2 separate regions of the Homo sapiens genome follow, and region 2 is linked to region 1. A link is an interaction called in ENCODE POLR2A ChIA-PET data of the cell type or tissue named here. Cell type or tissue: MCF 10A. All regions are shown on one strand. Links, peaks and the distances in the headings refer to the core of each region. The heading gives the core; the rest is flanking DNA.

The links. ChIA-PET counts read pairs that join two places held together with the same protein. Peaks named below come from ENCODE experiments on the same cell type or tissue, not always from the same donor. Only the 100,000 strongest peaks of a DNase experiment are listed, where the experiment ranks them.
Region 2: POLR2A ChIA-PET joins it to region 1 with 7 read pairs; 2 of 35 experiments call an interaction of 5 or more read pairs at or near these places.

Annotation. Positions count from the first base shown.
Region 1 is chr7:81,010,374-81,015,767 of GRCh38, reverse strand. No RefSeq gene overlaps it. Among named protein-coding and RNA genes, the nearest start is that of SEMA3C, 94 kb to the right of the region's middle. RefSeq lists an enhancer at 2,374-2,877. In MCF 10A, for the core only: no CTCF peak of the experiment used is centred there; a DNase peak (open chromatin) is centred at 2,497.
Region 2 is chr7:80,849,344-80,854,737 of GRCh38, reverse strand. The region is part of intron 2 of SEMA3C (semaphorin 3C); the gene reads left to right. Among named protein-coding and RNA genes, the nearest start is that of SEMA3C, 67 kb to the left of the region's middle. In MCF 10A, for the core only: no CTCF peak of the experiment used is centred there; a DNase peak (open chromatin) is centred at 2,647.

The sequences.
Region 1 (5,394 bases), core at 135-5,134:
CAGATAATTTTGTATTTTTTAGTAGAGACGGGGTTTTTCCATGTTGGTCAGGCTGGTTTCAAACTCCCAACCTCAGGTGATCCACCTGCCTCAGCCTCCCAAAGTGCTGGGATTACAGGTGTGAGCCACCAAGCCCAGCCTAAAATGACAATTTTTAAAAATTTAATTATACTTTGTTATTATTAGATCAAATATTATCATAAAGAATAACTTTCCCTCCCTTATCATCCAAAGCTCTTTGGACAGTATGAATTATCAATCATAAGGAAAATTCAGACTAAATTCTTGATTATTTCATTTTAGTTGCTAATTTAAGGAACAGGTGTTGGTGCCAAATTTCTCCAGTGGTGTTGTTCAATGAATTTCTTGATTCCTTTACAATTCCTGCACCCCCAGCCCCACCTTGTTCTCTCTCTCATCTCCACCTCTTTCAATCTCTCATCACATAATAAACTCAGAACCCTATTTTAATGTTTTATATAATTCCCTTAATCATTCTTTCTTATGTTCAAATTATTCTCCTATATTTGAAAAATGTGAGCTATTTATGTTGGTTTCTGTGTCCTTTTACACAAAATAACAGAGTTTGACAGATGCTTGATTATTGACTCACTGAAATTCTCCAGGTTGATTTATATATTTTCTGCCACATGGCTGAAGTCCAGTATTCTTTGCAAAAGCTATAATTCCTTTTAATGAGGAATGGTATTTTAAGGTGATAATATAGATAAGTAGTGTCTATTCCTATTGGGTTGCCATTGCTTCCAGGCATTTGCAATGAACGAAACTGAAAAATAATAATTGCTGTATAATTATATGTTGCAATGTAAATATCCTTGTGCTCATTCTTAGAAGTTATGTTAATTGAGATAATCACATAATTAAATAACATTTAATAAATATACATGTGGAATCTCTATTTCTGGTGATAGAAAATGACTTGTCTAACCTAACCCATGCTGTAGTGGGACAGCAAAGATTTGATTTGGGGTTTTCTAATTCTCAGGTAGATTATTTCCATCCCAACTCTATATCCATAGGGGGTAAAACCATAAAATATTAGCAATAAATTACTGTTTGGCATATTATAATGTTCAGAATAAATAAATATATAGAAGTTGATATAAAACATTTACTTTAATGGAAGACAGAGAGTTCATAACCTCTGTAAAATAATTATTTGATTAAATAATGTCAAGTTATAAACGCAGTTGAATAAGAAATGGAATTGCTGAGTCAAAATTTTACTCTGTCTTGAGTGTGTAAGTCACTAATGAGTCAACAGTTTCCACAGCCGTCAATATGCAAACCATAATGGTGAATAACTTGTTACATCTGAAACTATAATCCTCTCTCCCTGACTCTCTGAATTGTTACTCTTTGTAGATTAGTGCTTTTGAGATTTATTTAGAATGTCTATAATGATACCAAAGCTTTTAATGTCTCTAAAATATGTAAAAATTTGTGACTAATTCCTCCTTTAGAGCATGAATACATGTATCCTTCATAATAAAATATAGCGATATGAAATTTTATATACTAGACATATTTTAGTTTTAAAAATTTTACTCCACAATTTCAAAATAAAATGTTCCTATTTGTAAATACGTAATGTTTTTGACACAATTAAAAAATTTGGATACAATAATTTTAGGAAAATGCAGACCTAATGCATGAGATACAAGCATAGATAAGTTCCCCTCTTATCATCTAAAGTATCTGAATATTAATCTCTATATTTGATTTAGTTATTTGGTTTATATTTAGTTTTACACTAGACCTAGTCCTGAAAAATTAATACATAAAATAAAGATCAAACATAGGTTTGATATGTTTTAATTCACATCTAAAATATAATCTCACCTGAAAATGATTTACAGGGTTTTAAAATCATTTCAATAAGTTCTTATTCACTATCTTAATTCTTTTTTGGCAAAATCCAACTGCCTATTAATGTCCCTTAGCAGAATAAAAGTGAAAAGTCTGTCCAATGGTAACAGTTCCTGAGCCCCATGGATCTGCAACTTTTCAACTTCTGGAATTCTCTTGCTGCCATTGAAGCTTTCACTACTCATCTGACCACAGCACAACCCTATTTCTTCCCTCTCCCCTAACTGGAAAACTAGTGAGAAATAATATTTCAGGTCTCCAATGGATTGCAAAGGAAATTCCTGTAGTCTGTGATCAGTATATTCTTTCCACTCTAAATACTAAGTGACTATATATTTATATGTTTTTGCCATTTTATATTCTAATATAATCTGTTCTCAGATTCAGAAAAACTGGGATTCCTTTCCATTCCAATTCTTTCAGAAATAAGAAATCTTCCACTGGCATAGTGCCTTTGGGTTGCCTATTTAAAGAATTTCACACATATTATAGCAAACATTTTTCATGTTTTTATGGCTTTTATTAAAGCTTATGCAATACTTGTTAAATCACTCAGATTCTGACACTCAAAACAACATGAAACTCTTGAGTCATCAAAACAAATTTACAGGGAATTTCTGAGGTGGCTGCAATAGAGTAGCTGACTAACACTCCCACTGAGAACAACTAGAAAAAAACAGATATAATTACAAAGAGGGAGAGGCTTCGTTTGAAGTCACTGGAAGAGTCGCTGAGGCTATCAGGACTTGAGGGGTCAAGATCCCTCAAAGAGGTCAATCACAAAAGGGTTACCTGACATTCTGTAAGCAGCTTTCATATTTAGATCATTTGCTGGAGAGAGAGATTGAGAAACAAGGCAGAAGCCAAAGCAAAAACACAAAAAGCTGAGAAACAAAATAGCTTTGGTAAACACATGAGGTATGTAGGGAAAATATGGTAGGATCAAGAGACAGAAATTAGTGTGAGGTATCTAGAACTTAAAAGGCAAAATCCAAGAGAGACAGAAGGAAAAAATGGGCTTACAGTTAGCAATACTTCTCTTTAATTTTTTAAATCTATACACAGAGAAAGAGTCTAAAAAAATTAAGAAGAAAAGTAGAGGCTGGGCACGGTGGCTCATGCCTGTAATCCCAGCACTTTGGGAGGCTGAGGCAGGTAGATCACAAGGTCAGGAGATCGAGACCATTCTGGCTAACACGGTGAAACCCTGTCTCTACTAAAAATACAAAAAATTAGCAAGGTGTGGTGGCGGGCACCTTTAGTCCTAGCTACTTGGGAGGCTGAGACAGCAGAATGGCGTAAACCCAGGAGGCGGAGGTTGCAGTGAGCTGAGACTGCGCCACTGCACTCCAGCCTGGGTGACAGAGTGAGATCCCGTCTCAAAACAAACAAACAAACAAAAAGGAAGGGACAGAAAAGAACCTAAGGAAAGTATGGGATGTTATGAAAAGAAAAAAATATATAGTATATGTGTAGAGTCCCAGAAACAGGAGAGAGAGCATAAGGCTAAAACAGTACTGAAAAGCTAATGTCTAAAAATTTTCCAAACTTGGCAAAAGCAGTTATGCTAAAGATCCAAAGATTGTATCCATAGCCTTAATTCAACTATATATAATGCAGAAATTAAAATTATATATATCAAGCAAGATAATTTCACCACATTAATAAAGAGGGAGAAAATGATAAGATAATGGCAAAAGATGAAAATTTTCTTTTGATAAAATTCAACACTATCAATAATAATAAAACTAAGAAAACAATGACTAGAATAGAACTTTTTTTTACCTTCTAAAATATCTACAAAGACCAACAGCAAACATTATACACATTAGTGGTGTGTTGAAAGCTTTACTCTTAAGGTCAGAAATAAAATACCCAGTATCATGTCTATTCAACGTTGTACAAGAAGTCCTAGCCAGTGTAATAAGGCAAGAAAAAGAAATAAAATATATAAATGGTGATAAAAGACTAAAACTACCTTTATTCACAGATAGTAGAATACAGAAAACCTAAATAATCCAGATTCTAAAAATAGAACACATATTATAGACCATAGATTCACATGATCTGTATACAAAAATCATTTTGTATACATTTACAATTTGTTAGATAATGAAATTTAAGAAAGATACCATTCATGAAAGAATCAAGTATCAAATAACTTAGAATAAATTTAATGCTAAATACACAAGCATCTAAACAGAAACTACAAAATGTCACTGACAAATTAAAGAAGGCCTAAACAAGCCAAAGTACATATTGTCAAAATATTTATTCTTCAAAAATTGATGGATAGAAAAAAACTAGTCTTCAACAAAATCCCAGAAGATTATTTTTCATGTTTGTGTGTTTAGAAGTTGGAAAAATGTTTTTAAAACTTGTATCAGAATTCCGTCGGGCACAGTGGCTCACGCCTGTTATCCTAGCACTTTGGGAGGCCGAGGCAGGCGGATCATAAGGTCAGGAGATTGAGACCATCCTGGCTAACATGGTGAAACCCCATCTCTACTAAAAATACAAAAAATTAGCCAGGCGTGGTGGCAGGTGCCTGTAGTCCCAGCTACTCAGGAGGCTGAGGCTGGAGAATGGTGTGAACCCAGGAGGTGGAGCTTGCAGTGAGCCAAGATGGCACCACTGTACTCCAGCCTGGGTCAGAGTGCGAGACTCCATCTCAAAAAAAAAAAAAAAAAACCATATCAGAATTCAAGAATAGTCAATCTATTCTCAAAGTAGAGTAATATTCACTGGTATATATCATTGGATATCTAGACTTATTTTAAACATTCTATTATTGGTGCAAGCAAGACAAATAGGCCAGAATAGAGTTCAGCAACAGACTTTCACTTACAGAGTCAGCTGTCTTACAAAAAGTGCCACTGCAATACAATGGAGAAAAGTAGTCTTTTCAATGCATGGCATTGATTCAGTTGGATATTCACATGGAAAAATGAAATAAACTTTATCTCCAGCATACACCATACACAAAAGTCAATTTCAAATGTTTGCAGACCTAAATGTAAAAGGTAAACAATACGTTTTTAAAACTTTATTAAGATGGGAGAGTAGCTTTCTTTCTTATTTGAAGTAAGCAAACATTTCTTAAGCAGGACCTAAAAGCACTACAAATTAACAAAAAATTAATAAATTCAACCTCACTAAAATTAAATATTTCAGTTCGTCAAAAGATATCACCAAAACTGAAAAAGCCTCAGAGTTGAAGATGTGGCAATATATCAATCTGCCAAAGGCTTGTATTCATAATGCATACACAAAAAACTCCCACAAACCAATGAGAAAAAAAACAAACAGAATCTCTAGTTTAAAGGAAAAAAGAATAAATGATTGATTAGGTACATGACAAAAGATGATATCCAAATGTTCATTTAAAATATTTAAAAAGTGATTTTTAACATCATTACTCATCAAATAATTCAGACTTAAACTACCATGTATCATCATTAAGCACCTAAAAGAATGGCTAAATTTGAAAAAGGCCATGATAAG
Region 2 (5,394 bases), core at 271-5,270, 160 kb after region 1:
CATAAGCTAACTGGATTTCGTTGTTGGATAAATACCCTCTCCATAAAGATGTAAAAGAGCCCAGATGGCCGCTCATTAATATAATGGATGCAGGTCTTGTACCCAACTGATAGGCACCGGTATACCTGTACTAATATTAAAATATTGGAAAACCCCAGGTGACTCTCACAATAATTACCTCAGCCCTACCCAAAAACCTTGGTCTCACCCAGGATCTAACAACTAAGAAGTTCAGTTGTGAGCCCAGTAGTGAGGCTCCAGAACTGAGTTCTAGTTTAAGACTGTCGTCTTTCTAATGGGAGGTATACCTATGCTGTTTACCTATGCTGTTAAGCACCTCCACTTGGCAAGAGGGAGTTGTTGCTTTCCAAAGCATGCTCAGTTAAAGGAACAGCGAGCCTCCCCTTTTCCTGTACCTTCATGAGCTGCCATTTAGTGCAAGTTCATATGGAGTCTGATCTAAATGTCTCTGGGCAAAGAAGAACAAATGGAGATCCTTGAAAAGGCTTTTTGTCATTTTCTTTGAGAGCATCTTTTTGGGGTACATAGAGTCTTCCAGATTTATGAGAATATTTTTATCAATAACCTTACCTAAAACACATAATGTATTTTTCAGGGTCATTGTGATGTCTCACTTATAAACATACTATATTAATTAGAGCAAAATAATTTTTACATTTCTCAATGACCTGAGTTTTATTTATGGAGCTTATAACAATAACTTTGTTTCTTTTTTTTTCTGTGAAATGATGTCCAAAATGAATCTCCTTTTTACATTTTTTTTATTTTTAATATTCATGGGTACATAGCAGGTGTGTATACACACACACACACACACACACACATATATATGGGGTACATAAGATATTTTGATACAGGTATGCAATGTGTAGTTATCACATCAGGATAAATGGGGTATCCATTGTCTCAAGGATTAATCCTTTTTGTTACAGACAGTCCAATTAGTCTCTTTTAGTTATTTTTAAATGTACAATAAATTATTGTTGACTGTAGTTAGCCTGTTGTGCTATCGAATACTCCATCCTATTTATTCTAACTGTATTTTTCTGCCCATCAGCCATCTCCACTTCCTCTCCAACCCCTCCTGCCACTACCCTCCCAGCTTCTGGTGACCATCATTCTATTGTCTATCTCCCTGAGTTCAATTGCTTTTATTTTTAGCTCCCATAAATGAGTGAGAACACATAAGTTTGTGTTTCTGTGCCTGGTTAATTTAAGTTGACATAATATCTTCCCGTTTCAACCATGTTGTGCAAATGACAGGATCGCATTCTTTTTAATGGCTGAATAGTTCTCCATTGTGTATATGTACCACATTTTCTTTATCTGTTTGTCTGTGGATGGACACTTGGATTCCTTTCAAATCTTGGCTGATGTGAATAATGCTGCTGTATACATGGGAGTGCAGATGACTCTTTAACATACTGATTTCCTTTCTTTTGCATATGTACCCAGCAATGGGATTGCTGGATCTTACGGTTGTTCTATTGTTAGTTTTTTGAGGAGCCTCCAAGCTGTTCTCCATAGTGGCTGTACTAATTTACATTCTCATCAATAGTATGGAAAGATTCCCTCTCCACATCCTCGCCAGCATTCGTTAGTGTCTGTTTTTTGGATAAAAGCCATTTTAACTGGGGTGAGATAATATCTTATTGTAGTTTTGATGATCAGTGATGTTGAACACCTTTATGTATATCTGTTTACCATTTGTTTGTCTTCTTTTGAAAAATGTCTATTCAGTCCAGGCACGGTGGCTCATGCCTGTAATCCCAGCACTTTGGGAGGCCGAGGCGGGCGGATCACGAGGTCAGGAGATCGAGACCATCCTGGCTAACATGGTGAAACCCCGTCTCTACCAAAAGTACAAAAAATTGGCCAGGCGTGGTGGTGGGCACCTGTAGTCCCAGCTACTCGGGAGGCTGAGGCAGGAGAATGGCATGAACCCAGGAGGCGGAGCTTGCAGTGAGCCAAGATTGCGCCACTGCACTCTAGCCTGGGCAACAGTGTAAGACTCTGTCTCAAAAAAAAAAAAAAAAAAATGTCTATTCAGCTTTGCTCACTTTAAAATTGGATTATTAGGTATTTTCCTATTGAGTTGTTTGAGCTCCTTATATATTCTGGTAATTAATCCTTTATTATGTGTATAGTCTGCAAATATTTTCTCCCATTCTGTGGGTTTTCTCTTCACTTTGTTGATTGTTTCCTTTGCGTGCAGAAACTTTTAAACTTGAGATGATCCCGTTTTTGCTTAGTGCTCATGGGGTACTACTCAAAAAATCCTTGCCTAGACCAGTGTCCTGAGAGTTTCCCTAATGTTTTATTTTAGTAGTTTCATAGTTTGAATCTTTTCTTTTGAAGAGACAAGTGAATAACAAGTGACACCGGCTACTGTATCAAGGGGATAACCATGCATTTCAAACTAGTAACATGAATAAGGTCAGGGTTGAAGCTGCTACAAGTAGCAGTAATGTGAAAAGCAGTGTATGAGAGAGTGTCCTGACTCTCCATAGGGATTTCTGTCAGATACCTACTGAGGGGATATAATAAAGGGGTTCGTCTGCTTCCAACCAAATGTGTCCAAGAGTCTTCTAGTTCCAGAGTGGTGATGAAATGCCTCATCTGTGGCAACACTCTGTCATTGTTTGCATTAGCAGCCTGAGTAACTCTGTATAAGAGTAACAAGCTCAGGCATTTAGAGAAGATCAAGGGTTTCAGAAGTGTGGAAAAACAAACCAAAACAAACGTTTTTCATGATATTCTCCTTCCATCATATTTTTATCATATTAAAATTAATATCTTTACTTTTATAGTTTCTAATGTAAATACAACTAAAATTAACATTGTCTTCTTTCATGAAAATGTACCACATTTTAGGCAGGTATATTTCAATTTGTTTTTACTAGTAGTGGATTATATTCAACTTTTTTTTTCTTTATCACTTGACATCATTTGTGGCCATTTTGTGCTGTGACTGCCTATCGCTGTCTACGTGTTATGATACCATTATCCATAAAAGGCAGTTTTTCCCCTCCTGCTTAATGATGCCCTCTCAGCTGATTCTGGCACTCAGTTAGGTCTTGCTCCTTTGAAACCATAGTTAGTATTGTCAGTCATACTCTGTGGTAGGCTAAGTAATGGCCCCATGAATGATGTGCTCATCCTAATCTTTAGAAACTATGAATGTCTTTTTTTTTTTTTTTTTTTTTTTTTTTAAAGACAAGAGTCTTGCTCTGTCACCCAGCTGGAGCGCAGTGGCACGACCTCGGCTCACTGCAACCTCCGCTTCCCAGGTTCAAGCAATTCTCCTTCCTCAGCCTCCTGAGTAGCTGGGATTATAGGTGCCTGCCCCACGCCTGGCTAATTTTTGTATTTTTAGTAGAGATGGGGTTTCACCATGTTGGTCAGGCTGGTCTCGATCTCCTGACCTTGTGATCTACCCACCATGGCCTCCAAAAGTGCTGAGTTTACAGGCATGAGACACCGTGCCAGGCCGAATGTCATCTTACATGGCAAAATTGACTTTGCAGATGTGAATAAATTTAAGCTCTTGAGATGGGAGAATTATCCTGGATTATCTGGGTGAGCCCTAAATGGAATCACAAGTGTACTTATCAAGAGAGAGGCTGAGAAACTGACACAGAAGAGAACGAAAAGACAACATGACCACAGAGGGAGAGATCGGAGGGAGGTGGTCTCAAGCCAAGAAATGAATAGAAGCTGGAAGAAGCAAGAAACAGATCCCCAAAGCCTCCAGAGGGACTGCAGCCCACCTCAACTTCAGTGTTAACTGATTTTATACTCCTGGTCTCTAGAAGTGTGAGAGAAAAAATTTTGTGTTTTAAGTCACCACGCCTGTAGTAATTAGTTACAACAATCACAGAAAACTAATATACACTGATTCAGAGATTATGCATGCATCGATTTAATACTCTTTCTTTTAGAAAATATAATTATCAACAAATGAGCATAGATACAGAAAAAGTACAAAAATCTTCAGTATGTATGACATACCACACTAGTTAGCAAAAGATACCATACTTGTCTAACTACCGTGCAGGCTGAAAAATATGTCTAGACCCTTTTTGTCACTCCGGTGACCGTCTCCTCCCTTCTCCCTGAATATAACCACCAGGATTACTTCTATGACCATAGATTACTTTTGCCTTTTTTTGAACTTTATGTAAATGGAATTGCATAGTATATGTTATTTTGTGTATGACTTATTTTGCTTAATGTCTTGAGAGATTCACTGGCATTTTTATATGTAGAAGTAATTAATTCTTTTTTATTGCATTGTAAGAAAAATGCAATAATTTATTTACCCAGTCCCCTGTTGATGGACATTCATACCATTTCCGTTTTAGAACTATCATGAATAAGACTGCTGTTAACATTTTACACACATCTTTTGGTATATAACTAGAAATTGAATTGTGGGGTCATTGGTATATATACATTCAAATTGAGTAGATAAAGCCAAACCATTTTCCAAAATGGTTATAGAAATTTATATTCCTTCCAAAAGTATATGATAATTCTAGTTGTTCTGTGTCTTTGATAAATCTTGGAAATAAACAGCTTTCTTTTTTACCATTATTTAAAAACAAAGTTTGAGCCGGTCATGTAACTATAGAGTAGTGTATCATAGTTTTCGTTTATATTCTCTGGATTATATTTGAACACTTTTCAGTTTGTTGGTCATTTAAATATCTTGTAAGACATTTATTTGAAGCATTGCCCATTTTATTTTAGTTTGTATTTTTTTAAATTAGTTTCTAGGAGTTTGTTACACATTCTCAGTATGAGCCCTTTATAGATTATATGTGCTTAGAAATCTTTTCTCATTATTTGTATTGCTTTTTCACCATATAATGGTAGTGTTATATAAATGAATATTCTAAATTGTAATGTATTCTAACAAATCATTCTTTTCTTTATGATTTGTACTTCTTTGCCCTATTTAAGAAACATTTGGCTATCACAAGACCACAAAGATTGTCTCCTATTTAATTCTCCAAGAGTTTTGCTGTATAACTTTATACTTAAACTTCTGATAGACTTGCCTTCCAGAAACAATATGCCAATTTATATTTGCACCAACCAAGAATATCTGTTACTCTGTACCCTCACTTATAGTGTTTATTTTCTTTCTTTTTGATCCTTCAGTTATGAAAAGGTGCATCATTATCTAATATATTCATTAATGCCCGTCTTTAAGAACATGTATTTTTATGCATATACATTTGTATGCATGAAATAGAGATAATGATAAAAGAAACTTATAGTTGATCAGTTTAAAAACAAAATATTAAGGATTTACAATTAAGGAAAAGTATTTTGTCAGCAATGGTGATTTTCTTTTTATGTAGCTGT